4 separate regions of the Homo sapiens genome follow, and regions 1, 2 and 3 are each linked to region 4. A link is a loop called in an ENCODE intact Hi-C map of the cell type or tissue named here. Cell type or tissue: heart left ventricle. All regions are shown on one strand. Links, peaks and the distances in the headings refer to the core of each region. The heading gives the core; the rest is flanking DNA. Region 1 overlaps DYSF (dysferlin). Region 2 has its middle 330 kb from the start of DYSF. Region 3 overlaps EXOC6B (exocyst complex component 6B). Region 4 overlaps DYSF (dysferlin).

Region 1 (7,713 bases), core at 2,669-7,668, 58 kb before region 4:
GAAGGTTAAGCTCCAATACCGTTTGGAGAAGGCCCTGGAGGAAGAAGGCAGGAGCACACAGCTGCGGAGCGTCGGGCCCAGCGGAGGCAGAAGGAAGAGACAGGCAGAGACAGTGGTTAGAGGTGTGTCCAGGCAGCTTCCTCAGCATGAGGCCACAGCATGCATCCCAAGGCCATCTCTGTCCACCGTGCTGTCCCCAGGGGTCCCAGGACATGCTTCTTCCCTGCCATTTCCTGCCACCTCCCAGGGTTGCCTGCCTCTGTGGCTCCCCCTCTGACCATGCGTCCAAATGCTCCTCCCCAATTTTTCACACTATCTCCTGGATCTGCTCCTTCCCAATTTAAAGACATCCCCATCTCCCAAATCCACCCGCGCCCTCCTCTCTGCAGGCTCCCTCCTCTCCTCTCTCTAATCCTGTCTCCATCCACTACCTCTCCTCCCTCATGTCCACACCACCTGCTTCCCAGTGCACCCTGCTTCTGCCCTCAGCACCCCTCCCCGGAAATTTGTCTCCAGAGTCCCCTACCCGAAGGACACTCGTGGGCTCTTCTCTCTCTCACCCCCTCAGCAGCATCTGGCCAGCTAACCTCATCTCCTTCCCAAACAGTCTCTCTGGATCCACACTGCTGGCCCTCACCCTGTTTGCTGAGCCTCCTCTGCAGCCTTCCCATCTTCCTCCACCAAGCCCTGATCTGCTCCTTAGCCCTCTCCTAGACTTTCTGCTCCCAAACATCTCTGCTAAGCCCCAATATCTTACTGCTTAGTTCATTAATGTGTCCTACTGGCCTCTCACACTGAACTTGTCCAAAACTGGATTCTTCATCTTCCCCCTCAGAACCTGCTCTCTTCAAGTCTGACCCCACCATCTAGACAACCAAGCCAAAAGCTCCCACGCCACCCTTGGCTCCTCCTGCCCCTCATCGCCCTGCCTGACTGATCACCAAACACTGGTAATCCTGTCTCCTGAACATCTCTCACGCCCGCCCACCCATCTCCTTTGCTCAGTGCAAGCCACTACCCTCTCTTGCCTGGATTCACCAGCATCCCCCTTTCACTTGGTTTTGACACCCTCTCCCAACAGCCCACGCGTTCTACAATCTGCAGCCAAGGCAGGCTTTCTAATAATGTCACTCTTTGTTTCAAGTCCTCCAATGTCTTCCCATCTGCTCAGGATGAAGTGCAGACTCTTCAAAGTAGCCTCCACAAGACCTCTAATCTTCCAGCTCCTGCTGCCTTCTCTGGGCATGTCTCTCATGAGATAAATTTCCCCTTGATGACCCCAAGTAGTGATGAACCACCTCCTGGGACACACGCAACCCCTGCCCTTCTGAATGCTAGCAGGTTGCAGGAGGCACCATGCTCTTTTAGCTTTGAGGCTTGGAGCTCAGTGGTCCCTCTGTCTGAAATGCACTTCTACCCCTACTCCTCCTGTACTTCCTATTCAGACAGCAGGTGTCCATTTAAATCTTTCCTGGTGCCCCAAGCTTAAGTACCCCCGTAGCTCCCATAGCAACTTACACTTATTCCCATAGAAAGACACATCAATCCATCACCCATGCTATCTCCACGTGTTCATTTGATTGTGTCCTTGGTTAAACCAGCAATTCTGTACACAGGGACCATAGCTGAATTCCCCCGTCCAACAAATAAATGATTATGAATGGATAACTGAAGGGGAAGAGGGAGGGTGAAGACAGAAGAGTGGGTGGATGGGAGGATAAAGGAATGAATCCAACACGCACTGTCCTCCTTCCTAGCACCCGTGCCTGCTCTAGCCTGACCCTGGGTCCTCCCCAGGCCTGCTCATTACTCCCTCTGGTTCAATGGGCTTTCTTTACTGCCAACTGAATCTAACCCATTTTTAGGGCCTAATTCAAGGTCTCTAGAAAATCTCCCCAAGACGCTCCAGAAACGTCTTATAACCTGACTCTGACTCTCTTAACCCCGTCTACATGACCCTTTCCCCACATACCCCATTCCTATGGTCCTAAGGGATCTCTGATCATCTCCCAGGCAGGAGTCCTGAGGTCTCTGCCAGCTCTTGAGCCTGGTTTTCAACTTTTTTTCTGGTCCAGCCCACTTGAGGGGCACAGCACCCCCTCTCCAGGACAGTAATTCTCAGTGAGGGTGCTGCGACCCTCACTGCAACTGGGAAGCCTCTCAGCACTGCTGGGCAGATGGGGTGTAGACTGAAAGTGCCACCAGAACATCCTGATTCACTGTCCTAGGGTTGATGGAGGACTCTGATAAGCCTAATCAGAGGAAGCCACATTTGACCAGCTCCCGTCTTGCTCCCTTCAAATGCAGGGCAGACCAGGGGCGGCTGCAGAGATGGGTTCTACAGGTGTGCAGAGTGTTGATCAAGCCAGCCCAGACCAAGAAGACCCCAAGAACAAGTGAAGCTCTCTCCCCTACCAGAGCTGAAGCCATCCTCAAGCCCACTTCAGTCTATCAGTCCCGCTGGCCAGTTTACCACGAAGAACCAAGGCCCTGAGCCATGAAAGGGGCACCCCCAGCCCAGTCTAGGGGCCACCATGTTAGACAGGAGTCGCTCCCAGGGCAAGGGAAGTGTTGGCAAGCCTCCTGCATCAGCCGGGTCATCAGTAGCCTATGGACCCTCACCTCACCCAGCAGAGGACAGAAGACGCTGCAGTCACATCCTGGTTCCTCGGGGAGCTCCAGGCAGGGGGCAGCCAGGCAGGCTGGGAGGGCTCCATTGTCTGCCTGCCCCACCCAGCTCGTTAGGAACAATATGTTGCTCTAATTACACTTCCCAGGAAAAACAGTGTTTTAAATTAAGGCCTTGGGGGAGGAATGGGGGATGGGGGACCACTGGCTTTATTTTCCTGATTGCAAAACACCAAATTTTTCCTTCCAGTGGACTTGGGGGTACAGGAGAGTACCCCGGGTACATCTTAGAGTAAAAGCCATATACCCTGCAGCCTGGATGGGTGGATGGAGTGGTATCTGGTGGCCCCCACCCCTGAACTGGCAGTAAAATCAGCCACAAAGCATACGATCCCTCCCACCAGGGCATCCCCTGCCCCAGCAGGAGAGCAGCAGCAGAAGCAAGGGTAATTCTCTAAACCACACCCCCTCCCCTCCCCACCTCCCCGAAATGGTCAGGATCACAAGCCCCATGGGTCTTCTTCTACACATGTTCTGTATCCTAGGGGGCCCTGGGCATTCAGGGACCCACGATCACCTCAGCTGCTGTGTGTGCGTGCATGTGTGTGCCCTCGAGAGTGTACACACTCGCACATGCTCACACGTGCATGCACACATTCTCCAGTTCTCAGGAAATCTAAAATTGCAGTTTCTTTGAACTCATTCCCCTTGGCAGCAAGGACTGCCTTTGTTCTCCAGACAAAAAGGAAAAGAAACCAGACAGAGGGCTCAGAAGAGGCGGGGAGAAGGAGGAAGCTGGGGCCAAGGAGCAAACAGGAAGAGTGAAACACGAAAGGAGAGTGGGAAGAGACTCAGGAAGAGAGGGAAAGACAAAGAAAATGCAGACCGGAGAGCGAAAAGGAAACCCTTCCCTCCATCTGCTCTGTCTGCGAGGACCCAGATCTCCCGGACATCATCAAAGCCTCAGACACACCATGCAACAGCCTCACTTCCTGACCAAGAGCTGCAGAGAGAGGTGTCCCAGATGGGCATAAAGCCTGGGAGAGGGGAAGTTTGTTGTCCAACAGGCCACATCCAGGAGGTGACATGCCCCCAGCCCAAGACACTGCTGCCTGGGCCACCTCCCCACATTTTCTACCAATCCCAACTTCAAAAGCTAGCTCAGTGGCACCTCTTCCAGGAAGTTACCCTCACTGTCCTGCTCTGGGAGCCTTCGACAAGGGCAGACAGTATTTCATCTCATTCACAGGCACTGTGGCTTGGAAATCTCTGCACCTGGCTGCGCTAGCTGAAAGGCACTTCCCACAAGAGAGGATATCCTTAAACCATCCTTCAGAGTCACTTGCCCCATCCGTTCCTACTGGCCTGTCTCCAGTCCAGGCCCCTATCTCAACTGGCTCAAGAGCCTCCTAGCTAGTCTCTCAAACCCACACCTCCTGCAGCCAGACAGCTCCCCAACACACCCATCTTCCCTCACTGCCCCCTGACTCTCATGGGCTCCCATGGCCAGGGGCTCAGGAGGAGGCTCCCAGCCCTCCAGAAAGGCTTGAGCACTCTTCACAGGGATCGGGCCAGGAGCCTGGGAGCAGCCAGATGGGAGATACAAGGCAGGAGCTTGGTCACAGCAAAGAAGACAGAAACACCCTGCTGCGGTCCTACTTACAGGAGGACCAGTGGCAACAGAAGGACCACCCAGCCCTGGGGCTTCTTAAAGCGAAGAGGACTCAGCATCTTGGCATCAGGCTTAGCCTTCAAGTGAGAAGGACATGGGCTGAGCTAGGGGTCCCAGGGCTATCCCCTGGGACTGAGGGAGGTCACAAGGTCATCTTCTGGGGCTGGTCCCTGGACCAGCAGATCATTCATCCCACTGGGATAGGTCCTCCTTGGACCCTTTGAACCTGCTGGCCTGGCCCAGCCCTGTGCCTAGCACACTCCTAGGACTTGCTCTCCCCTGGCCCTGCTGACCCACACCCACCCTCAGCCTGCAGCCTGCTTGGCCCTGCAGGGGGCACTCGGTGCTCTTCGGGCTCTGGCCCATGAGCTGCAGTTTTGATTTGCTTTCTGACGAGACTGCAGCCAGATCCCTGCCCTCGGAATCTGAGCCTTCACTGTTACATATTACGAATCCAGTTATTAAGGATTTTAACTTTTTTTTTAATAACTCATCCCTGGGCTGGGTCTTCTTCAGAGCAGGCTGTGGGTTTTGGCCACAAAGTGCACTCAATCAACAGAGAGGGCTCCGTGCTGCTTCCCTGGACAGGACTCCACCTCCCTTTCCAAATCGGCAGTCTTTTGCAACTGCAGCCAGAAGCAGGAGGCCGCCTGTCAGGCGCAATTACAGCGAGCTCACTTGGCGGACCCCACCTCGGTCTGGGAGCAAAAGGAAGTGAGGTAAGGGGTGCGGGGCCTGTGGATCCCACATCCTGACTCTGCACTTCAAGTCCAAATTACACTGAAAATGTCAAATAGTGTCCGCTGTCGGTCTGGGGATTCCCTAATGGCAGGAAGTGGCTGCCCTTTTCCCAACGCCTCATCTGACCAGGGCTCTCCTTCCTGTCTCTCCACCCAGGTCTCTGCCACCCACCCTCTGGCCTGGCTCACGACAATCCACCCACAGATGCACAGGAGGCCATAGGGAACGTGCATCTCTCCTCCCATGGCAAAGGATGCAGCCTTGCTTTATCTAAATGCAAACTCTAAACTTCTTCCCGTCCCTAGGAGGTCCCCAGCTCGCCCCATCCCCCAAACCAGCCAGGACCCAAACTGGTCCTTGGCCTTTTGAGCCAAAGCCATGTTTCTCACTTTCTTCCTAAGTGCTGATGGGCATAAAGACATTTGACTAATGCCACCTCCACCAGAAAGGCTTCCTTGACTACTCTGGCCCCTTCCAAACAATTTATTCTTCAAAATGTGCCACCTGGTACTTAATCATTTAAGAATCTGTATTGCTATTCATGTTGTCTGGGTGAAATCTGGCCTCCTAGCAGGACAGCAAGCCTTCTTAGACCAGGATCACCCCCAGGACACACTCTGGGCAGCCCTGAATCCACACACAGCATGGGGAATAAAATCCAGACAGGTCTCCATGTGACAGATGCCTGCTGGGCACCAGGAACCTGGAAGGCTCCAGGTGTGTGCTTGAAGGCTGGCTTCACCTTCCCTCTACCTCGGCCCACCCATCCCAACCACCACGCCCAGCTCACCTCATCCAGGATCCTTGATGTCTCCTGCACCTGGCCCACAGCCATGGGATGTGGCACATCCAGGAGATGGTGAGAGGGGTTGGAAGGGGAAAAAGTTCTCTATTAGTATCAAGGCGCACTAGGCGGGGCCAGAGGTCAGCATGCCAGATGCCACCACTAAGAGGAGCCAACAGAAACCACCTCCCACCAAGGGTAAGAATGATGCACTTCCCAGCCACGCCCCTAAAGTGGTCCCTGGGAAAGAAGGTGTGATGGATGTCAGTGCAGAGGGACGCTGGGAAAGGCTAAAGCATAAGCCTGGACGCCAGGAATCTCTGGAAGCAACAAAAGGAAAGAGAAGAGCAGCAGGTGATGGGAAGGGCTTGGGAGCCTGTGGCCTTGGCAAGCTGAGGAGAACCAACCTAGAACCCCCAGGAGCGGGCAGCACTGAGAGCAGGAGCTTAGGACAGGGAGGGAGAGCTGGAGGGGCAGGGCTGGTGAAGGAGGGCTTGCATGAAGGGAGGGCCTCCCAAGAACTCTCTAAAAATTGTGTGGGCTGCCTTGTGAAGGACAATGGAGGTGTCCAAACACAGCCCAGATGACTACTTCTCATAGATGCAGCTGAACTTGGCATGTAATCAGGTAATGCATCCAGTGCACCTGGGTACCAGTCAAAGCTCAACATTTTCTACCAAGACCTCCAGAAGAAGGAAGGAGAGCAGCAGTAAGGGAATGAAGCCCCCGTCCAGGAAGAGGAAAGAAAATGAGGTCTTGGTAAGAACAATTCAGTGGGAAATGTGGTCTGAATCAGGGCTTCTGAAACTCGTGCATGTGTGAGAAGGCCCTGGAGGGCAAGTTGATACAGAGGTTGCTGGGCTGCCCTCAGAATTGCTTCAGTGGGCTTGAAGTAGGACTCAAGAATGGGCCACACTTTCAGAACCCTGGGGCTAAGTCAGTGATTCTCAGTCCTGGATGTGCATTAAGATTCCCTGGGCAGTGCTGTCCCGGAGATTCTAATGCTCAGCCAGCTGAAAGCCACTGGGCTGGACAATTATGAGGATCCTTCCATCTGGGATTCTGTGGTTCTTGGACTTCGCAGAGAAGGGCAGCAAAGGCCTGAGCTTGGCAGAGACTTTGAGCTCCCTCCAGCCCGGGCCCTCCTCTGCTTGAAAGAGCTTCCCCGGGGGCTTGAGGCAGGATCGCGGTAATGCCTGGCCACCCTTCCTAACCCAGAGAGATGCCAAACACAGGGAGACTGGCAATCAGTTTGAAGAAGGAAAGGTCAGAGCAAGACTTACCTCAAAACCAGGAATATGGTGGATGGCCGGCTGGAGTGAAGAAAAGAGAGCTCTGGTCATGTGCTTGTCACCTAAGGCCCCCATCACCCTCATGACACTCATGGACTATGTCAGTGATCAGACAGTCCATGGTTTGCAGCCTCTATTCCTTGAGGGTAGAAGGGATGCTAGGCTGGCACTGTGCCCATTCCTCCAGACACTTCACCCAGAGCAGCCCTACTCCTATTCAGTCTACTTATTCGGGTTCACATCATACTAAGAGGAAGTTTGAAGGTACAGGTCCAACCCAAACCTCTCATTTTACAGCAGGGGAGTGGCTGGCCCAGGGCCATGAGGCTAGGTCATGGTGAAGCCAGCAATGCAACGGGGATCCTGCCCTTGCCTGTCCCTGGAGTCCCTCACATTGTGGCAATTAAGGCTCCCTTAATCAGACCACAGAGGTCCTCCTCCCAGAAACCACGTCAGGAGATGACCCAAGGAAGATTAAATCCAGTGACCAGAGGACTCAGACATTCCTGATCCCCAAATTCTATTCCGATGTTAGATGGTGTCCTGACTTAGGGTTCAGAAAATGGGTCTCAGCAGGAGGCCTGGCTTCAGAGGAG
Region 2 (8,031 bases), core at 993-5,992, 250 kb before region 4:
AACCAGAGTCCTCATAAAAGGTCTCCTCTCGGGAGGACATGTGGGGCAAGTGGACAGGAGGAGAAGCTGGGGACCCAAAGGCCAGAACAGGAGAAGAGAGCAGCCCAGAGGCTGGAGATGCCCTGCAGACTGCGCAGAAGCAGAGCTTCTCCTGTCCACCCCTCCTCCAGGGAGCCCCTGGCAGGGAAGGAGGCACCAGCACCCTTGAATTTACCTTCAGGTCCAAATGACAATTACAGTGGAGACAGGAAAACTTGGGAGAGTGTGCCCCCCACTGGTCAATGGGGACAGAACTGACTGCCAATGCAGGGCCCGAGGCCAGACTGGGAAGGCTTTCAGGCCTCCGTTCATCTCCCCCAGGAGCTGCGCAGGCTGGGGGAAGAACAGCAAGCGCCCAGGACATCTGCCTTCTGGGTCCTGGGAGGGACTGTGGGGCCTCTTCTGCTCTGGAATCAGCCTAGGCGCTCCTACTGCTGAGACCCTGGCCTTGCCTCTGCGGTCCGTCAGAGAGCCCAGGACAGACGGCCTCCGTGTCCACATGCCAAGGGCACCTCTCGGGAGTCTCTTTCCTTCCCCTGGCACTAGGATTGGCAAAGTTACAAGGATGCAGGGTTCATAGGGGAGAAGTGGGTCCTTCAGAGGGCAGGAGCCTAGAAGCCCTAAATGATCTTCTGAGGAAGGCATCCCAGTGAGGGGGCTGGGAAGGGCAGACTCCCAAAGATTTCCCAGCCCAGCTGGCTCCAAAAATGAGACTGAAGCTCCAGTCTCTCCCAGCCCAAATGGAGGGAGGGGTCCCTTCCATGCTGTGAGGAGCCTCACAAGGGAGGCTGGAGGTCAGGGTTTTCTGGCCTCTGGATTCCACTCTCCTGGGTGTTCAGGCTTATAAGGAAACCTAGGAGTTGAACGAATTCATTCCTTTCTCATTTACAGGAGAAATCACACCTTTTAAAAAGCTTTCCCCAGACCTTCCTAATACATAATGACGTTCTCCATCACCTCTTTCTTTCTCGCCTGAATCCCTCCCATTGCAGCTTAAACCTCTGGAGAAGAGTGACATGTTAGGCCAAAGGCCACAGAAGAAGAAAATATGACTCCCATCTTTGGGGACCCCCTGTCTGATGGTGCCTGTCCTGAAGAGACTTACTGCTTCTGGGGTAGACTGGTTAGGCCCTCCTCAAAGGAAAGAGTCCTGAAGCAGACAAATATACAAAGTAGAGCAGAAATCATAAACACATTTTATTTCTAAATAATTTTAAGACCACTGGCATTGTAGCAAATTGTAATATATTTCCAGAATCAACTCAAAGAGATTTTTTTTTATAGCAACATATGAAAAATGTCATTTAAATATCCACCAGCAGCTGCACCACATGTTGGGCTCTTAGGAAAACACTTTCATTCCTTTCATCAAAGTCCCTTGATTAATGTTCCACTTTTCTTTGACACTTTTTCCATAGTTTAAGAAAAAATTCAAAGCCTGTACTATTATCTGGAAGAAAATTAAACCGATAAGATTTAATGTCTGCTATATTCTACAGTCATGGCAAAAAAACAAAATATATAGTTTAGGCCCTGGGCCAAATGCAAATGAATATTAAGCAGAGGGTGCATCCCCACTGGAGGCTTTGGGGAGGGGTGGGGCTGGAGGAAGATGGGAGCAGCAAGGGCCTGGATGGGGCACGGGTGGGGAGAGGCCGGTGTGCAGGCTTACAGACCAGCCTGGAGGGAGGCAGGAGTAGGACTGGGCAGAGGTGACTTCCCAGCTGCAGTGTCCCGGAGCAGAGTTGGGAGGTGGGGAGACATGGCCCTGGGGGGACACCAGCAATGCCCGAATGCCACCTGCAGCAGGGCCAGCGACATGGCTGGGATTTTGTGAATGGGACTCAGAGGGAGGCAGCTGATGGGGGCAGAGGAGAGAGAAGGAGAGAACGGGAAGGAGGGAGGAGAATGCAGCAAGCTAGAAACTGCGCCAGTGGGAAGGCTGGGCAGATGGAGTGAGGGGAAATCGCAGCATGTCTGGCACGACAGCTGATGCCATAATTTAAAGGTCAACTCAGTGGAAAAGGAAGAGAAAAGGGGGGAGGGGGTGGTGTTGGAATGACTTTGCCTCCACAGTATGGCTCTTAACCCCTCCCATTCCGGTGCAGCTCGACTTGGCCTTTTCAGCCACTGGACGGTGCTTGTCCTCTCGACTTGATATCCTCTAAGTTCTGGGGACCCCCTCTCCCCTGCAGTATGGGCTCTGCAGGTCAGCAGACCTGGCTCTGCATCCTGCCTCCTCTTGTTACATCAGAGTAGAAGCAGCTTAACCACCCTAAGCCTCAGTTTCTTCATTCACAAAATGGGGATGGTAACACCTCACCTCCCTGGGGTTTACTGTACAAGTTCAATTGCATAACAGGGCAGAGGCTGGACGAACTCACTTAAAAATTCAAATCTTTCTGGGCTTCCCTAAAAGAAGTAGCTTTAATTTACCTTTGAGAAAAAAAAAAAAGTCCCTTTGTTCTAGGAAAACCACCATTTGGACAAATGAAACCTGGCAGCCATATTTTGTCCCAAGGCATCCTTTGAAGGCAGCTGGTCACCCTTGGACTAAAAGCTGTGAGGTGACATTGCCTCACTTCCTGCCTTCCCATTGTCTGTCCCCAGTCCTCAGTCCCCAGTTCTTTTAATACACAGGTATATCTTTTAGCAGTCTCTCTCTCTCTCTCCCACTCTCGGCTGGCTGGGCTGCTTCTTGGGGAGGAATGTTACTTTTCTCCATATGGATTTGGACTGCCTTGTGCCTATAAATTATGGCAAGTTCTTGGGGAGCTGTGAAGGTTTTTGTTGGAATAGTTATTTGCTAGAGGGCTGAAGAGGAAACCCCAAGGGGTGCAGGAAGGACTTGGAGGCATAGGTTTCAACTCCAGCTGGGGGAGGCCGTGTAAAGTAGCTGGACAGGCCCAGAGACTTCCCACTGTGGTGCTACTTAAGAATGAAAAGCCCAAACTGAATGGAGCTATTACATGCAGGGGCCATGAGACAAGCCCACATGGCCAGTTGTCCCTGGTGGGAGAGAACATAGGACTTGAGCAGGGGTCTTGAGGCCATTCCTATGTTCCCAGGGCTGAGGATGTGGGCCAGGCTTCAGACTCTTGGCTACAGTGCACTGGTCTCATGGACCCAAGGGCTGGCCTGTCCCCACTGGCCCCTCACTTCCCTTCCATTATCTCCAACAGTTTAGTGATTCTCATTTAAAGTCACAGCCTAGAGCCCCATCCAGTTCTACCCACCAAGACATGGCTTTGAAAGGCTTTGGCTGGAAAGGCGGTGAAGGTAGCCATGGTGGTGCGGCTGGTGGCAGGAAAGATGGAGGACCCTCCTTCACAGCCCTCATCACCACTGGGGCCACCTATTGGCAATCATGTTCCAATCCAAGACACAAGGGGAGCTGCACCCCTTCTCCTGGTCTCCCAGCCATGATAAGGGTCCTTCTCCCATGGACTAACAGTGACCAGGACACATCAGCCCCGGGCAGGTTAGATGACAGCAGGGCCCCAGCCTGACAGCAGGCATTGATGACATCGCCTGGCTCCCCGCCCTTCCCGCTGTCTGTCTCCAGTCCATGGTCCCTTTTTCTCCCCTGGTCCTTGGTGAAGGAGAAGGGGCATTTCAGCAGTCTCAGGGACAGCCTGAACTCTACTGTCTGGTCCTGTATGTGCCAGGACTTGGCAGGGTGGCGTGAGAATGTTCAGGAAGAGGTGCTCAAAGAAGGTCACTGCAGGGAGAGGACAGTGGGCCTTGGCCAAGACCTTTGACCTTCTGCCTGGTGGGCGGCACAAGGAAACTCTAACCCAGGGGCCTTTGCTGGCCAAAGGGCCTTTACAAGGGAGCCCCTGGCAAGGAAAGATGAGCCCTTTGTCCACTTGAGGGCTGCAAGGGAACCCTCCAGGAGAGCCGCACAGCTTCATAGTGACCACCAGGGGGACCCTGGGAGAGCTGCCTCTGGAAGAGAGCCTGCAGTGACCCCTGGCCTGACCTGTGGCCCTAGAGCAGGTGACAGAACCTATGATCAAGTAGCAGGCAGTGAGCTCCCTATCACAGCAGGTATGCGATGGAGGCTGGAAGGGTTGTCTTCCAACAGGGGAATTTCTTCATCATGTAAAAAGTTGTCATGGGTCCTCCCAGCTCCAAGATCCTGTTGACACAGCCCAAGCAAATCAGCACTGTGTCCCCATTAGCTGACCGCACACGTCGCACTCCACCACCAGCCATCCAGGGGACAGTGAAGGCTAAAACCAACCGAGACTTTTAGGGACAAATACAAGTTTCATTCATAGTCTCAATCTAGCCAAATGTATAATAGCTGTTGGCAAGTCCTTGTAGATAATTAAAGAAACAGCTCACATTTTCCTAAAATAACTGAAGAATTATAGAAATACAATCATTAATTCCTGGGCAAAGGAGTCCAGGGGTTATGATATGTCAATACATCATAAACCAAAGAGTGGCCTCTCTGAAGACAGGGACAGCATCTCCCCGCTGGGACAGAGGCTTCCCCAGCAGAGTCTCTGTTCCCTGCCCCATGCCACTCACCATCTTAGGCCAGGAAACTCTCCCGGGGCACTTGAGAGAGCTGATGTGCCCACCTCTCAGGAGCCCGGTTGCTGACTGGGGTTTTGAGATGGGTTATGGGGTAGAAACACTGCATCCCTGCAGCAGCACAGGCTAAAGGCAGTCGATGGCAGCCCCAGGGTCCCAACAGCATCTGGTCCCCCCTCAGCAAGCTCTACCCATGGCAGGACTCTATGGCCACAATAGAACTCTATCCCACCCTGAGTGCTGGCACCTGGCGCTACTGCTAGCATTTCTCTGCTCAGCATTTTCAAGGGCCAGATGCTCCTGTTACACAGGCACCCTCTCCCCAGGGAGTACTGGCCTCCAGCCTCCACCTACTTTCCAGAGCAAGCGAGCCTCCCTGACCACATGGAGTCCCCAAAGCCAACTGCAGCCGCTTCTCCATGGCACTCCCTGCTTGATTTCTTCCAGCCGCTGGTCCCACTCTCTTGCCTGAGTTCTCTTCTATGCCAGGCCTGCCCTGGGCACTGGGGACACAGAAGCCAGCTACCCTCTATGGGCCCCATACTCAGGTTGCTCACAGTCTTGTGAGTCCTCTTAGGGCTTTGATTTTCAGAGGCCCATCCCAGATCACAGACCCTAGCATAGACCAAAGGCTGAGGCCCAGGGCAGGATGTTGAGGCAGGAAAGTGACAAACAGTCAGAATCAAGCCGGCCTGGGATAGGCTGTCAGATTGTTCGGGGGTGCTGGCCAGGGAGCTGGTAGGCAGGGAAAGAGGAAAGAGCATGCACCAGCTGCCAGGTTGGGGTCTGGGGTCTTAGTCTCTTGGAATCTGCTTGGGTTCAGAGAGAAGGGATATTGAATCAAACTCACAGTGGACTAAGTAGGCTTCACATCTGGGTTCTAGCCTAGACTCCAGCACACATTCACTCCAGCCTTAGTTTTCTCCTCCAAAAATTGTCAAGCTCACCCCTGCCGTACCCACTTACAGGGACATAGTAAGGATCACAAAAGATTTAAAGGCCACTATGAATGTGAAAGATTTTATTCACAGACCTGCAGGACGGGGAGCTCACTACCTCTCAGGTGAATGCTGACTCTATTGATAGCTTCACTTAGCTTTCCAGAAGAGCTCTGGAAAAGAACGGGGTTTGTGCAGCCTTAGCTGGAGACCATGACTTCATGCTAACCAAGACCATGACGGGGTGGACAGACCCTGGAAAGCCAGAAGGTGATGCTGTCTGCTTTGGGAGCCTACCTGCAGCCTCTCCATGGCCTTGGCCTGCTCTGCCCTTGCCCAGTGGCACGTGTGCCAAGGTCTGGGTCCCTATCACTCACTCTGAAGGGGACTCATCCAAGAAGCTGAACAGATTCTGCTTGGTGAGCAGTGGCTGAGCCCTGAGCTGCCCCAGGCAAGCTAGGGGATTTCTGCCCTATCCCAGGAGGCAAATTCCTGATGCTGGCCCTCGAGGACGAGCCCCCTGGGAGTAAGGGCGTTTAGGGTAGTCCAGGGGACTGGGGTGAGAAGCAGGCGGCAAAGGCAGGCAGCTGGTTCAGACCTGTGGCAGGAAGTCACAACCAAGATTCATCCTGGAAAAATGCAACTAATGCTGCGCAGCTGGGGCCGCTAATCAGAAACACAGGCCCAGAGGTGGCAGCAGGGACAGGCCCAGAGGGCAGGGCCGGCACCGAGGTGATAATGGGCAGCCAGCTCTCAGGCCCTCTCCGCTGCAGGCTGTGCTGCTGTTTGGAGAAGGAGGTTGTCACATTGCAATCTGGAAGGGCAGTTTCTCTCCTGAGCCCTGCCTGCCTGGAGGGGGATTTGTGCGCTGTTCGTCAATAATGCTAACATCAGTTTAAACAATAGCTAAAGCAAGGGACTACAGGGTGTAGTGACCTTTACCTGTGGAGTCCCCTTCTCAGGTAACTGTGCTTCCAAAACCCTTGGGGCCTGTCTCCCTTCCCCCAGCACAGCCTGCCAGCAGGAGATTTCTGAGATGAGCCTCCCAGCCCTCAGTGGGCTCCCTCTCCTAAAGGTTTCAGCACATGGGCACAGGCTCTCCCTCTGAGAAAGGTGTGTGGCAGTGACTTCCTGCCACAGGTGTGAACCAGCTGCCTGGCCTTGCCACCTGCTTCTCACCCCAGTCCCCTGGGCTGCCACAAATACCCTTACACCCAGGGGGTTCCTCCTGGAGGGCACAGCCTCAGGAGTTTTTCTCCTGGGGTGGGGCAGATGTCCCCCAGCTTGTCTGGGGCAGCTCAAGACTTAGTCACTGCCCACCAAGCAGAATCTGTTCAGCTTCTCAAATGTGTCCCCTTCAGAGTGGGTGATAGAGGCCCAGACCTTGGCACATGTGCCACTGGTCACCAGACAAGGGCAGAGCAGGCCGAGACCAGGGAAGGGCTCAGGACAGACTCCCAAAGCAGAGAGCATCACTTTCTGGCTTTCCAGGGTCTGTCCACCCTGTCATGCAAACTGTGGCTTCAGAAAAACCAAGACTAGTGCCTGGCATGCAAGTAACAGCTGAGCTTACGGGAGAAAGGTGAGGGTTGGGCTCAGCCAGCACCCCTGAAAATGCAGTTCTGTTGAGCTCATTTAGCACTGAACAAGCTCCTGCTGTTACCCACACTCCGGGCACTGGGTTACAAAGCAAATTCTTTGTATTCTCTACTCTCAGGAGGCTCACAGTCTAGTTGCAGAGAAAAACAAGAAAAGAGCTATTTCAAAAGAGGTGAGTACAGTGACAGGAGAGCACTCTGGAGCTGAGGGCTTGCAGAGGGGCCCCTGCTCAAGAATGGGAGGCTGGGCTGTCCACTGGATGCTCTCTGTTGGTTCTCAATCCATACTCTCCCACCCCCCACCTTCCCAGCACCCCCTTCTCTCATCTTTTTTCAAGCTTCCCTTCTGCCCCTGATGATGTCTTCCTCTGGAAAAGCCCTCAGGGCTAAAGAAAGGGTATGGCCCATCCCCAGGGACATGATGGAGAGCCCTTCCCAAGGGAGAAGAGACCAACCCTGTAGACCCTTGGTCCGGAGGGGGTCCCCTCTGAAGGAAGTTCGCAGTCCTCTGAGCTTCCCCATGCTCAGCGCCTCCTCTGCCCCAGGCCTGCCTGGCTCCATGGGGAGGGATCTGAAGGGCCCCTTGCACCCGCACCAGGAGCCCCTCTGGGAAGGCCCAGCTTCTGCTGGGGCATTTCAGTGGTGCAAACCTCTGCCTCTGGAGACATCCAGAAGCCACTTTTTGACAGCTTTGAAGGAGCAGAAGTGATTCCCTGCCCTATACGGGGGAGCATCAGCCTCCTTGAATCCTCCAGACTCGAGTCCCAGGCCTGGGTTCTAAGGCCTCATAGAAAAAGTCTTGAAGAACACAGCTAACATGGCTGCAGCTACCTCAGGACCAGGTTACCCAGCAGACCCCTTCCCAAGTGGCTTGCCCCTCCCCACTCTGGCCCTGCAGCCTCAGGGGCCTC
Region 3 (8,031 bases), core at 1,739-6,738, 1.2 Mb before region 4:
TGTGTGTGTGTAGGTATGTGTGTGTGTGAGGTATGTATATGTATATATGTGTCACCCACATATATAGCATATATACTATATATAATACATGCATTTATATATATAGTATACATAACATATACATCTACAAATGAGGTTACTTACATTTATTAGGGTTTGATTCAGAGATTCTAGGAAACTTGCATGGTCTATTTTGTTAAGTCCACATTAAATCTACATGCATAAGTGGATCATGGCTATTCACTGCTGTGTTTCTACCATACTAGTGTTAACCATTATTGGTTTGTCTTTCTCTGTTAATAGCTTAATGATACCTATCATCAGAACCATAATGATAATTTTAAGTGTGGAGACCGAAGTGTTCCAAAAATTATTCATTTTTCTTTTTTCTCTCAGTAGAATCATGTTTCAATACTTAATACACAGTCTCTTAATATTTGCATATGTCTTCAGAGTAATTATTTAATTAAATATGTAGGGTGGTGCAAAAGTAATTGCAGTTTTGTGATTTTTTTAATGGCAAACATTAAAAGTAGTGGCAAAACTGCAATTACTTTCCGCTTTAATGGCAAAAATTAAAAGTAATGGCAAAACCGCAATTACTTTTGCACCACCCTGCTACTGAATATCTTTTGTAAAGAATCTGGAAGAGTTTTATCAACATGCCCTAGATTCAGACTCATTATGTTGATGATAGATACTAAGTGAACTGGTCATTTCATCTAGCTCCAACATCACATGTTTAAGTGTTAAACTTAACACACTGAATTACATGCAGTGAGACCAGAGCTAACCTACCAAGTGTATTATAACTCCTAAACAACTGTATTAGTACTCTGCTTTCAGCAGTTTTCTAGGTTAGAGTCAATAAGTATCACCAGGCTGTAGAGGTACTTTTTTATATCTTATCTTATAATTAGCAGCAACATTCATGATCTAACTTTTATCTGCCAGATTTCATGACCACCACTGAAAGATACAATGAAATAAAATCTTTTTGCACCTAACACAAATAGATACAAAGGACAAAGTGAAGCCACTAATAATCCTGTTTTGCCTTTATATCTTCAGTTACTGTTGGTGATTACTTGTTCTAATAGTGTGACATTATCATAGTAGCAATTATGGCAGTCTCTATGTTCTTAATTTGGAGTTTCCTTGTTTTCATTAGTTTATTTCCTAATAGTCTGTTGTTGATTTGACTGATGTTTTGGGACAATTCCCCCTTCTCCACTTTCCTGTGGTATTTAACCAAAACCAGGTTTTAGTAGGCCCTTTGGCTAGGTGTCAGTTGAAGCTGCTCCACCCTGCTTTTATTCCTCTGGAAATAGCCATCATTGGGGTTCCCTTCCTGCCTTGAGAGAAATCTGCATCACAGCATTCTTTTGGTTATATGGGCTATCTTTGTGTGAAGCCAGTTGGATACCTTGGTATCTTCAGAGCTGGAAAAAGGATTTGAATGTATTTGATCTCCTGTGGCAGTACAAAAATATTTGGGTATAGTGTTCAGTTAGAATTCATGTTAACTAGCATATGCTTCTCCTGTCATTGATGATGATCTGATTGATCTCCTTCATCGTTATGCACCCAGAGCATCCAGATTACAATACTAAGGTTGGAATTAAACTGATAGACAAACTGAAGTAAGGAGAAGGGACTTTAAACTCCTTTTGACCTCCTGCAGTTTCTCTTTCAACATCATGCACAAATCTGTTTTTCCACTTTATTTTTAACATTTGGAATAAACAAAAATACTAATGATGCTTTTATGGAGCTTAATGAGAAGAAAATGTTTGAGGAATAAAACCATGACAGAAGTTTAAAAACATATATATGAAAAAGAAAAGACCAGAATAAACTCTGGAATTTTTCCTTGAATTAATCAAAAACAAAAACCAAAATGTTCAGTTCATTGTGTCTTGAAGTTCTCCGTGGTTCTGAAAACATCTCAACAGAAATGCTTTGTATCATGGGATACACTTTTGCATCCACCTCTGAAACAACTAGAAATCCTCATCAGTTAGTCTCCTACCTTTTTCCATCTTCATCTTATATGGAGGACCTCCTCTGTGCCAGGCTGTGTGCCAGCAGGTAGAGATAAAATGGGTAAGACATAGTCTCTCCCCACAAGGAGATTAGCATTCTAGTATGGGGAGATTGGCAAGTGAATGGACAATCAGATATAGTTTAATAAATTCTGTAAAAATGATAATCACCGAGGAGGAGCACATAATAGAATCTATGTGATTAGGGAAGGTTTCCCAGAAAAGGTGCAAGCTGAAAATTGAGAGGCAAATGGGAGTTACTCTTAACTAAACTAGAAGCAAAAGGAGAAGAATGGCCTAGGTCCAGGGAACAAGATTGCTTTGTAAAGTGTGTAGACTCTGACTTGCTCTTGGTTGTTTCTTTGATTTGCTTGTTACCTTTGAAGACTGAACAATGTTGCATCATTTAGGATACTTTCCTTTGCAAGTAGCAGAATATCAAGGGAAAGTGGCTTAAACAATGGGAAATTTATTAAGTCATATAACATGATGTTTGGAGATAGGGCTGTTTCAGGATTGCATCACTATCAAAGAGCCGAGTGTTTTCCATTTTCCCCTTTGCCATTCTAAGATTTTTTGGGCAATATCTTCTTCCTTTTCAGAATGGTTACTGCATCCTCAAACATTATGCTTTCACAGGACAATGTCTAAGGCAGGAAAAGCAGTTTCTTTTCCTGAATGCTTCAGGAAAGAAAACCTTTTCTTGGATCCTCACTGCCAGATTTTCCTTCTCATTGGTGAGATAAGTGTGTCACTGACCACCATATATTAACTGGTCACTCACAAAGAGAATGCAATTACCATGATTGGTTTACAGACTAATTAATATTTATCCTTTGTGGTAGGACAGAAATATCAGAATGAATTGGGACTCTTCCAATAGGAGGAAGAAGAGAATAGTTGTGTAGGCACAACTAATAGGCAACTTACTCATCTTGAAGTAGAAGTTTGTCTCTCTCTCTCTCTTTTTAAACCACTTAGCTTTGTGTTGGGCTTCATATTGCATTAGCTTTTTCTGTTTTCTTTGGGGGTCAGGCCTAATTGTATCGTAGCAAGCAATTAATTTTGATTAAGGCATTTAACTTGCCTGGGCCTCAGTTTCCTTGAGTGTACAATGAGAGCTTTGTCTTCCATCTCTAAGACCTGTTTCAACTAACATTTTGGGGGCCCATGCCACCTGCTTGCTTTCCTTGTTCAAAGAGATAGACTGATGCAGTAGAGAGGACACTTTCTAGCTATGTGAAGTTGGCAAGTTGCTTCATCTTGGGTTACAGGTTTCTCATTTATAAAATGGGAATAATGTCTAATTTATAAGATGCATTGGATTTAAATGAAATAATGCTTATAACATTATTTTTCCTCCTTCTTTGACAAGCAAATTTGAATTAATATAGGCTCTAAGCAAGTGATATAATCCTGTAGTGGTTTGGTACAGGTGAATGGTAAATATTTGTTCAACAGAATTACTCAAGTGCCATTTTATAAATTAAGATCTCTTAATATGCACATGAAATTTAGGTGGGCTATGGATATAGTATCATTATGAAATCTAGAGCTATGCACCAGATAGTTATACGAGGATAAATAATTTACTTTTTGCACAAACCGGTGGTTTATTTGGGGGTTTTTGGAAACCAGACTCCACATGGCAGCATTTATTTAGTTGAGTCAAATTTAGGCTATAAAAAGTTTAGTTAATTTCCATATATTTCTTCTTGTTTGCCTTTTACTAAGTACTATAGTAAAGTATATACTTTACTAAGAATATTATTGAGATTATCACAAATAATTAAACTAGTGGTGCAGTTTATTCCATAGATTGTCTTGTTTAACTGCAACATAACCTGGACATGTCAAAAACCTATGCCTTTGTTCTCAAGATCCTGCTTTCTAATAGTAATGGAAATTTAAACATTAGAGTACCTTACATATCATTTAGTAATCAGCTATAAGTCTCTGACCAACAGGTATTATGGAATATAGTTTTTAGATTTTTAAGCGGTCCTGTTTACTTGTAAGGCCACATCATTTCAAGGAATGTTAGAAAAGGGCCATCACTAGATGGCAGTCTTTCTCTACCTTAAGGTATTAAAAGAAAAAAATGCCACACTTTGTTCGACTGCATTGTTGACTACTGATATTAGATTAGCTTCAGTAGTAAATTTCTGACCTTTTCAGTGTTTAAGTCTTGTTTATTTTTGTTTTTAGCCTTTTATATCTGATGGATATGTTGGTTAGCAAAGTGTTATATTTAAATGTGCTTGAAATGCTGATTCATGGTGAACTGTTAGGTAGTGATCAGTCATAATTGCCTCTTCCTTTGGTAGACAATTTGAAATAAAATCTTTAAATTTGTGGTTTTTAACCTATTTGGTAACCAGATGGAAACTATTGGAAACTTTTTTTCTTAAAAATGCATATATGTACATCTACCTATATATACAAAATCCACCTAGGATCTGGGAATCATGGATTTCCTGAAACATACCTATGGAACACAAAGTCTTTTAAATATAGTCTTTATCCCCTGTTTTAAATATGGGTGTTTTACGTTTTATTCTTTCTTTTTTTTTAATTCTCAAAATACTCTGGCGATCTACTGCAAACCTTTCATGTTATTCTGCATAATAATTAAAGAGAATATTACAATCATAATGGTCCTAAGATAGGAGTAACAGATGGAGAGTAGTGATAAGCAGGTAGAAACTTTATTAACTTGTGTTTTATTTTGTTTTTTAAAGAAATGGGATCTCACTATGTTGACCAGGCTGGTTTCAAGCTCCTGGCCTCAAAGCAATCCCTCTATCTTGGCCTCCCAAAGTGCTGGAATTACAGGTGTGGGCCACCACCCCTGATCCATTAACTTGTTTTGAACTACTGCCTATTTATACTATTCTACAAATGTATGATCTTAGCATTGTTGACTAAACTTGAAAGTGGAGGCGAACTGTAGATACTTAAAGCTAAGCTAGTACTTTTAAGAGAATTGTAATTGATTGCTTCCTATTTTCTAGATGAGAAAGTTGAGGGTCGGAGAGATTAACTGGATTGGCCAAAGACCTATATATAGCAAGCTAATTACAGTGCTAAGATGAAGGCCACATAGTCAGGCAGCTAAAATCCACATTTCCTTTCTTAGGTTTTTGATTTTTTTTTTCTTTAAATAGGAAGATCAGAGAGCCTAGGGAGGCATTATTAATATAAGTTCTGCATTTCTTAACTTTGGAATTTGCTTTTCTGTGAGGTTGTCTTTTGTGACGTTACCGTAGATCTCTGGAGGGAAGAAATGAAAAGAAGTTTTACCCAGTAGAATGAACTATACTTGCCATTTAACTTAGAAGTATATTGAGTCAAGTCAGGGTGTACTGAATTTGAAACCAAGAGATTGTCTACTATTGAATAATATATCAGCTTATGCAATTTATATTGAGGAGTTTTCGGTGATTCTTCACGTTCTCCAAGTGTCAAGGTAAATCAGTATCTTTACATGGAAACCTTTCTTTTCCTTTCCTTTGAAAGGGGGAAAAGTTAAGCTTATTTGAGATTACTTGAAATGTCAACGGTAGATTCTCTTATGTATTCCAAACAGCTTTTTCAGGCAAGTGGTTATTCTACAGTTTTCCTACTTGTCAAAGCAGAGATTGTTTATAATTTATTTGACAATCTCCCTTTATTTCAAAGGAAGGAGAATGAATCCAGATTGCTCTGCCTTTTCTGAAGTAAGTGTTCAGAATCTTGACTGGAAGCCAAACATGTACAGTCATATGTTGCTTAGCAGAGAGGATATGTTCTAAAAAATGTGTCATTAGGTGATTTTGTTGTTGTGTGAACATCATAGAGTATACTTACACAAGCCTAGATGGTATATAGTCTACTACACACCTAGGCTATATGGTATAGCCTATTGCTACTAGGCTGCAAACCTGTACAGTATGTTGCTGTACTTAATACTGTAGGCAGTTATAACATACTGGTAAGTATTTGTATATCTAAATGTAGAAAAGGTAATGTGTTGCACTACAATACAAAGCCTATGACTTCACTAGATAATACAGTGGGACCACCATTATATATGTGGTCCATCGTTAACTAAAACATTATTATGCAGTGCATGACTATTCCTTTCATCTATGGCTACTGCTGAGTTTTGGGTGGTAGAACTGACCTCCTGTGGGGGGTGTGGTTTCTGATCCAGAGGATCAGCATAGTGATCCAGTACCCAGAAAGGATTATAGAACCAGAAAATGTTGGCAATGAGCAAATGAGTATTTCTTGAACAAATGTCAGAAATCAAAGAGTCCTTAGAGATAGTGTTAGTCATTCTTTACTCAGTGAATGTTTACTTATTGTCTACTACCTGTCTGGCACTGTTATAGAGGTACAGTATGACAGACAAAATTCTTGCCCTTGAACTTACAATCTAGTTGAGGTGGGTTGTGGGGAGGCGGAGATAGACAACATATCATGGACGGTGAGGAGGAAGAGATTGTTCAAAGGTATAGGGGATGAGCATTACTAGTATAAGAACTGCAAAAACAAAATTCTTGAGGCGGGAAGAGGCTTTAAAAAAAGCCAGGGTAGCTGGAACTTAGAGGATGGAAGGGAATTTGGGTGGGAACTAGAGAAAGGAGAGAAATGAGGTTAGAGAGGTAATGTGAGGTTACATTATGTAGGGCCTTACAGGCAGCAGTAAAGAATCAAGATTTTAATTCTGATCATTTTTGTTACTGTGTGGAGTGTCTGTTTTGGGGCAGGGGGTGGAGTAGATGGAAAGTGCAGAATGGAGACTGTCAGGAGGCTGTTGCATTGGTCCATTGTGGTGGTAATGTAGATTTAGATCGTGTTTTAGTGGAAATGGTGGAATATGGTAAATGTTAAGACATGTTTCGGAGGTTGAGTTGTCAGGACTTATTAATGTATTGGATAGGGTATGTGATGGAAGGAGATAGATTAGGAGTCATTCCTAGATTTTTGGCTTGGGCAATTGTATAGTGTGCCTTTAGCTGTGATGGGATGGGTAGGCGGTTGGGAAATTTGAGGAGGAACAGGTATGGGAGTGGAGATACATTAGTAATAAATACTTTTTTTTCTACGTTAAATACTGAGATGGCTTTTAAAAACCCAATTGGAATTAAATAGTAGCTGGATATTAGAATCTAGTGCTCAGGGAAATGCTCTGAATTATAGATTAGGAAATCAGCACTACAGAGATGATATTTTAAAGCCATGGAATTAGATGGCTTCGCTTAATGAGAGAGCACAGGTGGAGAAGAGAAGAGATTTTAGGAATACTTCGGAATGTAATAGAGGAGGAGGAGCTGAGAATGGATATTGAGAAGGCACATCAGTGAGAGGTTAAGAAACATGTTAGTATGGTATCATTGAAGTCTACTGGAGAGAGTGTTTAAAGAAGGAGAGAATATAAAACCATATCAAATGCTGCTATTAGGTGGAGTACAATGAATACTTTAGTAAGGCAAAGAAGTGAGGAAGTGGAAGGGAGTTTTGCTGGGAAGGGAAGAGGGATGTGTAGTTAAGGGCAGGATTTAAAAAGACATGTATAGGCTGTGCTTGGTGGCTCATGCCTGTAATCTCAGCACTTTGGGAGGCAAAGGTGTGAGGACTGTCCAAGGCCAGGAGTTCAAGATCAACCTGGCCAACATATTGAGACTTCATCTTTTATTAAAAAAATAAAAACAATTATATTTAAATAAAAGTTATGTTTATATACACATGAGAATCATCTAGTAAAGAGGGAGAAATATATGTTACCAAGGAGGGATAAATGGGAAAACTTGCAGGAATAAAATTCTTGAGACAGCAAGAGGGACTGAATTGTAGATACGAGCTTGGAACACTTATTTTATCGTTACTGGTGGGTGGAGAGTAGGAGCTACAAATGTAAAGTAGACTGGTTGATTTTAATGAGGGAAGAGGAGGTAGTTCTTTGTGCCTGTTTTTTTCTGTAAAGTATATAGTCAGATCA
Region 4 (8,031 bases), core at 506-5,505:
ATGGACTCTGAATCTGTCCCTCACTGCTAGGCAGGTATGCGATGCGCCAAGGAAACGGACACCCCTCAGTCTTCCTCCACTGTCCTCTCTGATTTCTGCCTCTTCCCAAATCTGATCTTCCCATTCTCCTTCTCCAACAGTAAAGTGTAACGCAGTCTGAGGTCACGTGCACACCCGGGATGTGGTTGGTGAACTTGCTGATTACTTCCCTTCCTTGTTCACCTTTACCTGTTGCTGTCCTCCAGAAAACACTCGTTTTGCCCCTAGCTCTGTGACTGCAGTCAGAAGTCAAGGGTTGAGGAAAACTTTGTGAAGGAAGAATGCACAAAGACACAGAAAGAGTGGAGAAGAGAGAAGGGAGCGTGGCCATCCAGAGTGAGGACAGGGCAAAGACAGCAAGGAGGGCCCGGCCCAGCCCCTCAGCCCTCCTCAGCGAGGCCTCAGCTATGAATGCCAGCCAGCAGACACCAGGGCTGCAAAAATCATAGTTCATGGTCACCTTCATCTCCAAAGCAAGAGGTTTCCTTCTGTGGGCGAGCCAGGGCTCTGCTCATGGGGAGTTTTCTGCAACAGCGAGAGGGCCAACACAGACACAGCTGCAGGCCCGAGGAGAGCAGTGGCCAGGGACCACCGGAAGCAAACAGATCACATTTTAAGCTCCTTCTAAATGATTACTAACAGGCCTGGCCCGTTATCTCGGGCTAATGAGGCCAAGGTCACAGTTCCAACCCCCATGTGCTTCTTACAGAGGCAAAGTCGGCTTCCCACCCAGACTGATTTTGAATTCTGGCTGCAGACTGGTGTCCAGCCCAGATGCAGATGTCCCCCTAATCCCATCGGCCATCTGACCAACACATGGCTCTGGTGGCTCAGAGGATCAAGTGGGTGGCTGCGAAGCAGCCTGCCTCGCAACCACACCTTTTCATTAATTCACCCATTCTTTCTTTCTTTTTATTTATTTATTTATTGAGACAGTGTCTTGCTCTTGTTGCCCACACTGGAGCACAGTGGCCCAATCTCGGCTCACTGCAACCTCCGCCTCCCAGGTTCCAGCAATTCTGCCTCAGCCTCCCAAGTAGCTATGATTCCAGGTGCCCACCACCACCTATTTCTTGTATTTTTAGTGGAGATGGGGTTTCACCATGTTAGCCAGGCTGGTCTCGAACTCCTGAACTCAGGTGATCCACCCACCTCAGCCTCCCAAAGTGCTGGGATTACAGGTGTGAGCCACAGCACCCAACCTAATTCACCCATTCTTTCATTCATTTGTTCATTCAGCAAGCCTAACCAGGTGCAGGAGGAGGCACTGGGAATGTGTAATAAGACACAGCCCTGTTGGTGTCTTAGGTCAATGACTCCTGACTTGGGGGCGGATCGCAGTCTCTGGGTGTGAAGGTCCATCCCGGGCTCTCGCCCCTGTGTCTGCAGACAGTTCAAGAGCACAGTGACCAGTGAAGCCACCCAAGACAAAGCCTCTATTTAGTCCACATCACCGTTCTGCCAAAACACAAGTGTTTTATTGTGTTTTCCCTCAGCCCAGGAAGCTGGGGCTGTGGAAGCCCAAAACACAGATGAATGCTCCCAGTTCTGTGGCCCGAGCAACGAAGCCCAGCTGCCTCACCTGGGGGAAGCTGAAGGAGATAGACAGCAGGACCTCCCAGCCCAGTGAGCCACAAGTCCCAGCCCTGCACACAGTCCCCGGAACATGCATGAAGAAGCTGAGGCCATCACCTGCGGTCTGCCCCGCCAGCTCCCTCTGCCTCTCGGCACATCCCCAAGCCCATGGCGGCTGGCTGCCTGACTCTCGCTTGCGCCAGGCAAGAGGAGAAACTGAAAACTGCTGGGAAATCAGCATCATCTACATTCCAGAGACAAAAGGAGACTAACTTTGGATTTCTTAACTATGGAAAACACTAGGATACAAGTGCTATTTATGGAGCATGAGTTTCCTATGTATAAAGTTATCAAAGAATCTGTGTATGTTTCACAGAGCTCACGTGCCTGTTACCTCTCAAAAGACCTGCAGCTTCTAAGGAAAGCACTCTTTTTTAAAAAACAAAATTCTTACTTAATACTTCAGAGCACAGGGTCCAAGGAACACTCTAGTGCGCCCAGGCAAATTTGTGGGCAGAGGTGTTTAAAAGGTTAGTGTCAGGTCTTGCCCTCACTGGAAACAAAAACAAAAACAGAAAAACAAAAACTGCTAGTTGAACCAAATCATCTGGTGAACCCTGAGGCGGGGAAATACAGAGAAAGAACTTGTTTTTACAGTTCAGTTTCATTTGGTCTTTGAGAGCAGTGAGGAAATAGAAGTGTTGTCTATCACCCCAATGGGCTACAAGCCCACAACGTGGAGAAACAACATAAAAAAGGGCTGAAAGGAAAGTTGGAGCGACGCGTTCTGAGGGGGCTGCAGGCAAGTCGGGGAGGCTTGGCCCGAGCAAGGCAAGGGCCCGACCTCAAGGCCGGAGAGAGGCCCTGGCCCCAGAAAGGGACCCACCTCTGCAGGAACGGGTCGGCAGAGTCCGAGAGTCATCAAGGACAGCTCCAGTTGGATGCACAAGTTTAACTCTTTTACTGCCACTTAAATCAAGCTATTTAACTGCATGTTCAAAACCGGTTAGCTGGTTGCAAGAAGATTCTCATTTCTTTCCAGAACCATCTGTGATGGAAGGTGGTCCCGACTTTGAATGCCTTCCGCAGCATGCTGGGTTGCCCGTGACCTGAGCGCCATCTAGTGACCACATAAACATCTTTCTTACCTTCCCACCAACACACTCATGCGGACACAGAGAAAGGTGAGGGCTCACACAGCATAGAAATGAAGACAGGTCGGGGGATGTTAACTCTCCATCAGGGGGCTGGTGGTAGGCACGGCTGCAGCGTCATGAAACACAACTGTCGGAAAACAGTCAGAAATGCCACAGTGTGCCCCCACCACTGTCTGCCCCTGGATTGAGAGATGAGAGACAGTGCCAGTCAGAAAACTGAAGACGAGGTTCCTTCCATACCAAGAGTACTGACCTGTGAGGTGACCCTCTGTCTGCATTACCACCCCCAAATCTCTCTACCTGTGCAGGAGACAGCCCTCCTTAGAAACTATCTGAACAGCAATTAGTGAAGGGGCCACATCCCGGAACAGATTGTTCCCCCAGCGAGGAAGGGAGGGGCTGGGGCAGGAAGAGGAAGTTCGCAGTGCCTTCAGGAAGGTCGTTTCTGGGACTAGTCCAAAGTTCCAACAAGGAAATCAGAAGGCAGAGAGCAGCTAGATGTGGAAGCTCAGGGAGGGTATCTGGGAGTTTACTGTACAATTCTCTACCTTTGCGTGTACTTGAAATTTTCTATAATTAAAAGTTGCCCTTTAAATGTTTCAGAGAACTCAGCCAAACCAGTCTTTTCATTTCTTTCTTGCCACATGGCCTTGGAATATGTCATCACCTCTGCCTGGAACTCTTTCCTACTCCTCACGTGCCGGTGGCTTCCCCTCTGGCAGCCTAAGACACCTCCTCCTAGAAGCCTTCCTTGATTCTGTCAGGCAGAAGCAGCTCTCCCCTACTCTGTTATTCTCTTTCACCATGCATGTCCTTCTCTTCGAGGGCACTTAAGACAACTTATACCCATATTTTTATTTGTCTATTTGTTTGTCGCCTGCCAGGACTCTAAGTTCCCTGAGGGTGAGACCAAGAATACTTTGTTCAACCCTCTATGCCCAGCCCCTGACAGAAGGCATATGTTCAATAAGCATCTCCTAAAAGAATGAAGTGAATGAAAAACAATGTCAGGTACATGCCTCTGATAGCTGCCTACATTTACGGAAGGATCTGAGGACATCAAGCAGCTAGAAGTCTAAGTTAACAATGTCTTGCTTAAAAACGATGTTAACATTTGGGAGGCCAAGGCAGGTGGATCACCTCAGGTCAGGAGTTCGAGACCAGCCTGGCCCACATGGTGAAACCCCGTCTCTACTAAAAATAAAAAATATTAGCCAGGTATGGTGGCAGACAACTGTAATCCTGGCTCCTTGGAAGGCTGAGGCAGGAGAATCGCTTGAACCCAGGAGGCAGAGGTTGCAGTGAGCCAAGATCACACCACTGCACTACAGGCTGGGCGAAAAGAGCAAGACTCCATCTCAAAAAAAAAAAAAAAAAGAACATTTTTAAAAATGGTATCTCCTCCAGTCTCCTCTTCTAGGAGAAGAACTCCTAGAGGTCTCCTACAGATCTAGAATCTGGAGACGATCTCCAGCTTCAAGAGCACTGGGTAGAGTCGGCCAGAAACTGGGCACGTTAACCTGTCCTCCAGCTAAAGATCTGAGGAGATGGATGGACAGAGAAAGACCCACACACCCTATCTGTGAGAGATACCAACACTGAACAGATCTTGTGGGAGAGTGAATAAAGCAGGGAGAGGGCAGAGAGCCAACCAGGATATGGAAACCACATCCATAAGATTCAGGAAAGCATTCACCTGCATATTACAGAAAATGATTTGGAATCCTCAGTAGAGTACAAGAAGATGTAGTTTTTGTGGAACAAAGCAGAACTGCCGGGAGAGAACAGACGAGGAGCAAAGAAGTAAAGGAAAATATAAAAGGAGTGACAGGGAAAAAAGAAGGCTTGAGCCCTCTCCCTCTCCCTCTCCGTCTCCCTCTCCCTCTCCGTCTCCCTCTCCCTCTCCCTCTCCTTCTCCCTCCCCCTCTCCCCACGGTCTCCCTCTCCCTCTCCCTCTCCCCACGGTCTCCCTCTCCCTCTCTTTCCACGGTCTCCCTCTGATGCCGAGCCGAAGCTGGACTGTACTGCCGCCATCTCTGCTCACTGCAACCTCCGTGCCTGATTCTCCTGCCTCAGCCTGCCGAGTGCCTGCGATTGCAGGCGCGCGCCGCCACGCCTGACTGGTTTTCGTATTTTTTTGGTGGAGATGGGGTTTCGCTGTGTTGGCCGGGCTGGTCTCCAGCTCCTAACCGCGAGTGATCTGCCAGCCTCCGCCTCCTGAGGTGCTGGGATTGCAGATGGAGTCTCGTTCACTCAGTGCTCAATGTTGCCCAGGCTGGAGTGCAGTGGCTTGATCTCGGCTCGCTATCAACCTCCACCTCCCAGCCGCCTGCCTTGGCCTCCCAAAGTGCCGAGATCGCAGCCTCTGCCCGGCCGCCACCCCGTCTGGGAAGTGAGGAGCGTCTCTGCCTGGCCGCCCATCGTCTGGGATGTGAGGAGCCCCTCTGCCCGGCTGCCCAGTCTGGGAAGTGAGGAGCGTCTCTTCCCGGCCGCCATCCCCTCTAGGAAGTGAGGAGTGTCTCTGCCCGGCTGCCCATCATCTGAGATGTGGGGAGTGCCTCTGCCCTGCCGCCCCGTCTGGGATGTGAGGAGCGCCTCTGCCCGGCCGCGACCCCGTCTGGGAGGTGAGGAGCGTCTCTAACGGGCCACTCCATCTGAGAAGTGAGGAGCCCCTCCGCCCGGCAGCCACCCCGTCTGGGAAGTGAGGAGCCCCTCCGCCCGGCAGCCGCCCCGTCTGGAAGTGAGGAGCGTCTCCGCCCGGCAGCTGCCCAGTCCGGGAGGTGGGGGGCAGCCCCCGCCCGGCCAGCCACCCCATCCGGGAGGGAGGTGGGGGGCAGCCCCCGTCCGGCCAGCTGCCCCGTCCGGGAGGTAGGGGGCGCCTCTGCCCGGCCGCCCCTTCTGGGAAGTGAGGAGCCCCTCTGCCCGGCCGCCACCCCATCTGCGAGGTGTACCCAGCAGCTCATTGGGAACGGGCCATGATGATGATGGCGGTTTTGTCGAGTAGAAAGGGAGGAAATGTGGGGAGAAGATGGAGAAATCAGATTGTTGCTGTGTCTGTGTGGAGAGAAGTGGGCATAGGAGACTCCATTTTGTTCTGTACTAAGAAAAATTCTTCTGCCTTGGGATGCTGTTGATCTATGACCTTACCCCCAACCCGGTGCTCTCTGAAACATGTGCTGTGTCCACTCAGGGTTAAATGGATTAAGGGCGGTGCAAGATGTGCTTTGTTAAACAGATGCTTGAAGGCAGCATGCTCCATAAGAGTCATCACCACTCCCTAATCTCAAGTACCCAGGGACACAAACACTGCGGAAGGCCCCAGGGTCCTCTGCCTAGGAAAACCAGAGACCTTTGTTCACTTGTTTATCTGCTGACCTTCCCTCTACTATTGTCCTATGACCCTGCCAAATCCCCCTCTGCGAGAAACACCCAAGAATGATCAATAAAAAAAAAAAAAAAGAAGGCTTGACAAGAAACTACAAATGCAATAGCCCATTTTAAACCATGTACGAAGCAGTAAAAGGCAGAATTGGTACAGAAAAAAATCAGATTAGCAACATAGAAAGCCCATCTTAATGATGATAAACAGCAAATGTTACTTTAAGGTTATTGTGTACTAGACATTATAAGAACCTTACTTTTATAACCTCATGATTTTTACAACCGCCTCATGAGGGTTGGGACTTGTAAGAGCCCCATTTTACGGAGACTGGAGCAACTCACTCAGTTACAAAGAAGCAGAGCCAAGAGCATTTGAACCCAAGTTGGTGGGCTGGAGAGCTAGAGCTCTCCCCACTCCCCCACTCTGCCTTCAGCTGTCCATGGCATAATGTCAGAATTTTTAAAAAACAATCCTCAACTCGGATTTAAGAATTCATCATGTCTCAGACAAAATTCAATGGAAAGTGTCCTGTACCAAGATAGATTAAAATAATTTTCTAAACTATAAGAAAAAAGATAAATTCCTATGAGCAGCATCTAGTCAGGAAAAAAAAATAGACTAACTATGAAAGAATCACATCAGACTGCTGTCAGAAAACACACAAAAATAAATTCAAAATAGATCAAATGTTTAAATGTTAAAAAAAAATTAATAGAGTTAAATATAACCTTAGGGTCTGCTGAACCTTAGGGTTTGAGCATGACACAGAAGGCAGAAACCATACTTTCATTATTTAAATAAGAAATTTTAAAAATAAAGACAAGAAGCTATAAAGTTAAAGAAGGAAACAATAAAATCAGTCTAAAGACAGTTAAAGAGTGCAAAGATTAAAAGTCCAATAAAGTTTTAAAATAAACTTCTAACCAGCTAATCAAGAAAAAAAAACTCAAATACATAGCATTAGAAATAAGAAAAAGTAAAACACCACAGGTAGAGAGAATTATTCAAATTATAAAAATTTGCTCTGTACAACACTATGTAAATAAATTATACCTCAACGTAATGGATGCTTTTCTAGGAAAATATAAATTATCAAAATTGACTAGAGTAAAAGTGACAAACTAAAAATAACAATCATCACAGGAGAAATTGAAAAGTTTTTAAAGAGCTATTACTATACCCACTCAAAAAGGGCACCCAGCCCATATGGTTTTATGGGTGAATTATTTCAAACCCTCAAAGGACTGTATTCTTGTGTTATAGAAACTGTTCCAGATGTTAGAGAAGACTTTAAATCTTTACAATTAATTTTACAAAGCCAGCATAACCCAGATATCAAAACCAAAGAAATAATAAGCAGACATACCAATTGAAGATAATAGAGGAACAGGCCCAAGAACACATTTAGGAATTTAGTAGGTGATAAAGGCAGCATTTCGAAATATAGGGAAAAGATTACTCAAAATACAGTGTTTGTATCACCAAAGAACAATTTTGAAAAAAGTAATGCTAGATCCCTGCCTTATTCCCTAAGGAAAAGACTAACAGATTTGGCTACATAAAAATTTTAAATTTCTATAGGTCAAAAACTATTAATTGGTAAAATAAAGCCAACAAGAATTATTTACTACATAAATGACAGGGGAAAAGTTAATATCCATATATATACAGAACTCCTACAAAGGTATGAGAAAAAGATAAACATTTCCTCATATGGACTGAGAACATAAATAAGACATTTATAATAGAATGAATATAAATTATATAAACATGTTATATATAAATATAAAATAATTATTTAAATATATTCAAATTGAAATCGGTCAACTTCACCAGCTATCAATAAAATGAAAATTAAGGCAACAATGAAATACTATT

What was found. Peaks named below come from ENCODE experiments on the same cell type or tissue, not always from the same donor. Only the 100,000 strongest peaks of a DNase experiment are listed, where the experiment ranks them.
Region 1: it touches region 4 in a loop (3-fold over the local background); 23 of 110 quality-filtered maps call a loop at or near these places.
Region 2: a loop joins it to region 4, with 7 times the contacts of the local background. A loop is called at or near these places in 75 of 110 quality-filtered maps.
Region 3: it touches region 4 in a loop (5-fold over the local background); 44 of 110 quality-filtered maps call a loop at or near these places.

Annotation. Positions count from the first base shown.
Region 1 is chr2:71,600,924-71,608,636 of GRCh38, reverse strand. It overlaps DYSF (dysferlin), which reads right to left. Exons shown (of 56, transcript NM_001130987.2): 35 at 7,109-7,138; 36 at 5,832-5,861. Among named protein-coding and RNA genes, the nearest start is that of DYSF, 140 kb to the right of the region's middle. RefSeq lists a silencer at 4,544-4,838 and an enhancer at 4,737-5,936. In heart left ventricle, for the core only: a CTCF peak has its summit at 4,627 (motif pointing right); a DNase peak (open chromatin) is centred at 4,606; H3K27ac peaks cover 2,304 bases.
Region 2 is chr2:71,794,453-71,802,483 of GRCh38, reverse strand. No RefSeq gene overlaps it. Among named protein-coding and RNA genes, the nearest start is that of DYSF, 330 kb to the right of the region's middle. RefSeq lists an enhancer at 7,555-8,031. In heart left ventricle, for the core only: a CTCF peak has its summit at 3,960 (motif pointing right); no DNase peak of the experiment used is centred there; H3K27ac peaks cover 190 bases.
Region 3 is chr2:72,742,042-72,750,072 of GRCh38, reverse strand. The region is part of intron 1 of EXOC6B (exocyst complex component 6B); the gene reads left to right. Among named protein-coding and RNA genes, the nearest start is that of EXOC6B, 80 kb to the left of the region's middle. In heart left ventricle, for the core only: a CTCF peak has its summit at 4,095 (motif pointing right); no DNase peak of the experiment used is centred there.
Region 4 is chr2:71,540,577-71,548,607 of GRCh38, reverse strand. The region is part of intron 17 of DYSF (dysferlin); the gene reads right to left. Among named protein-coding and RNA genes, the nearest start is that of DYSF, 78 kb to the right of the region's middle. RefSeq lists an enhancer at 2,782-2,861. In heart left ventricle, for the core only: CTCF peaks have their summits at 2,542 and 2,741 (motif pointing left); a DNase peak (open chromatin) is centred at 2,722; H3K4me3 peaks cover 300 bases; H3K27ac peaks cover 992 bases.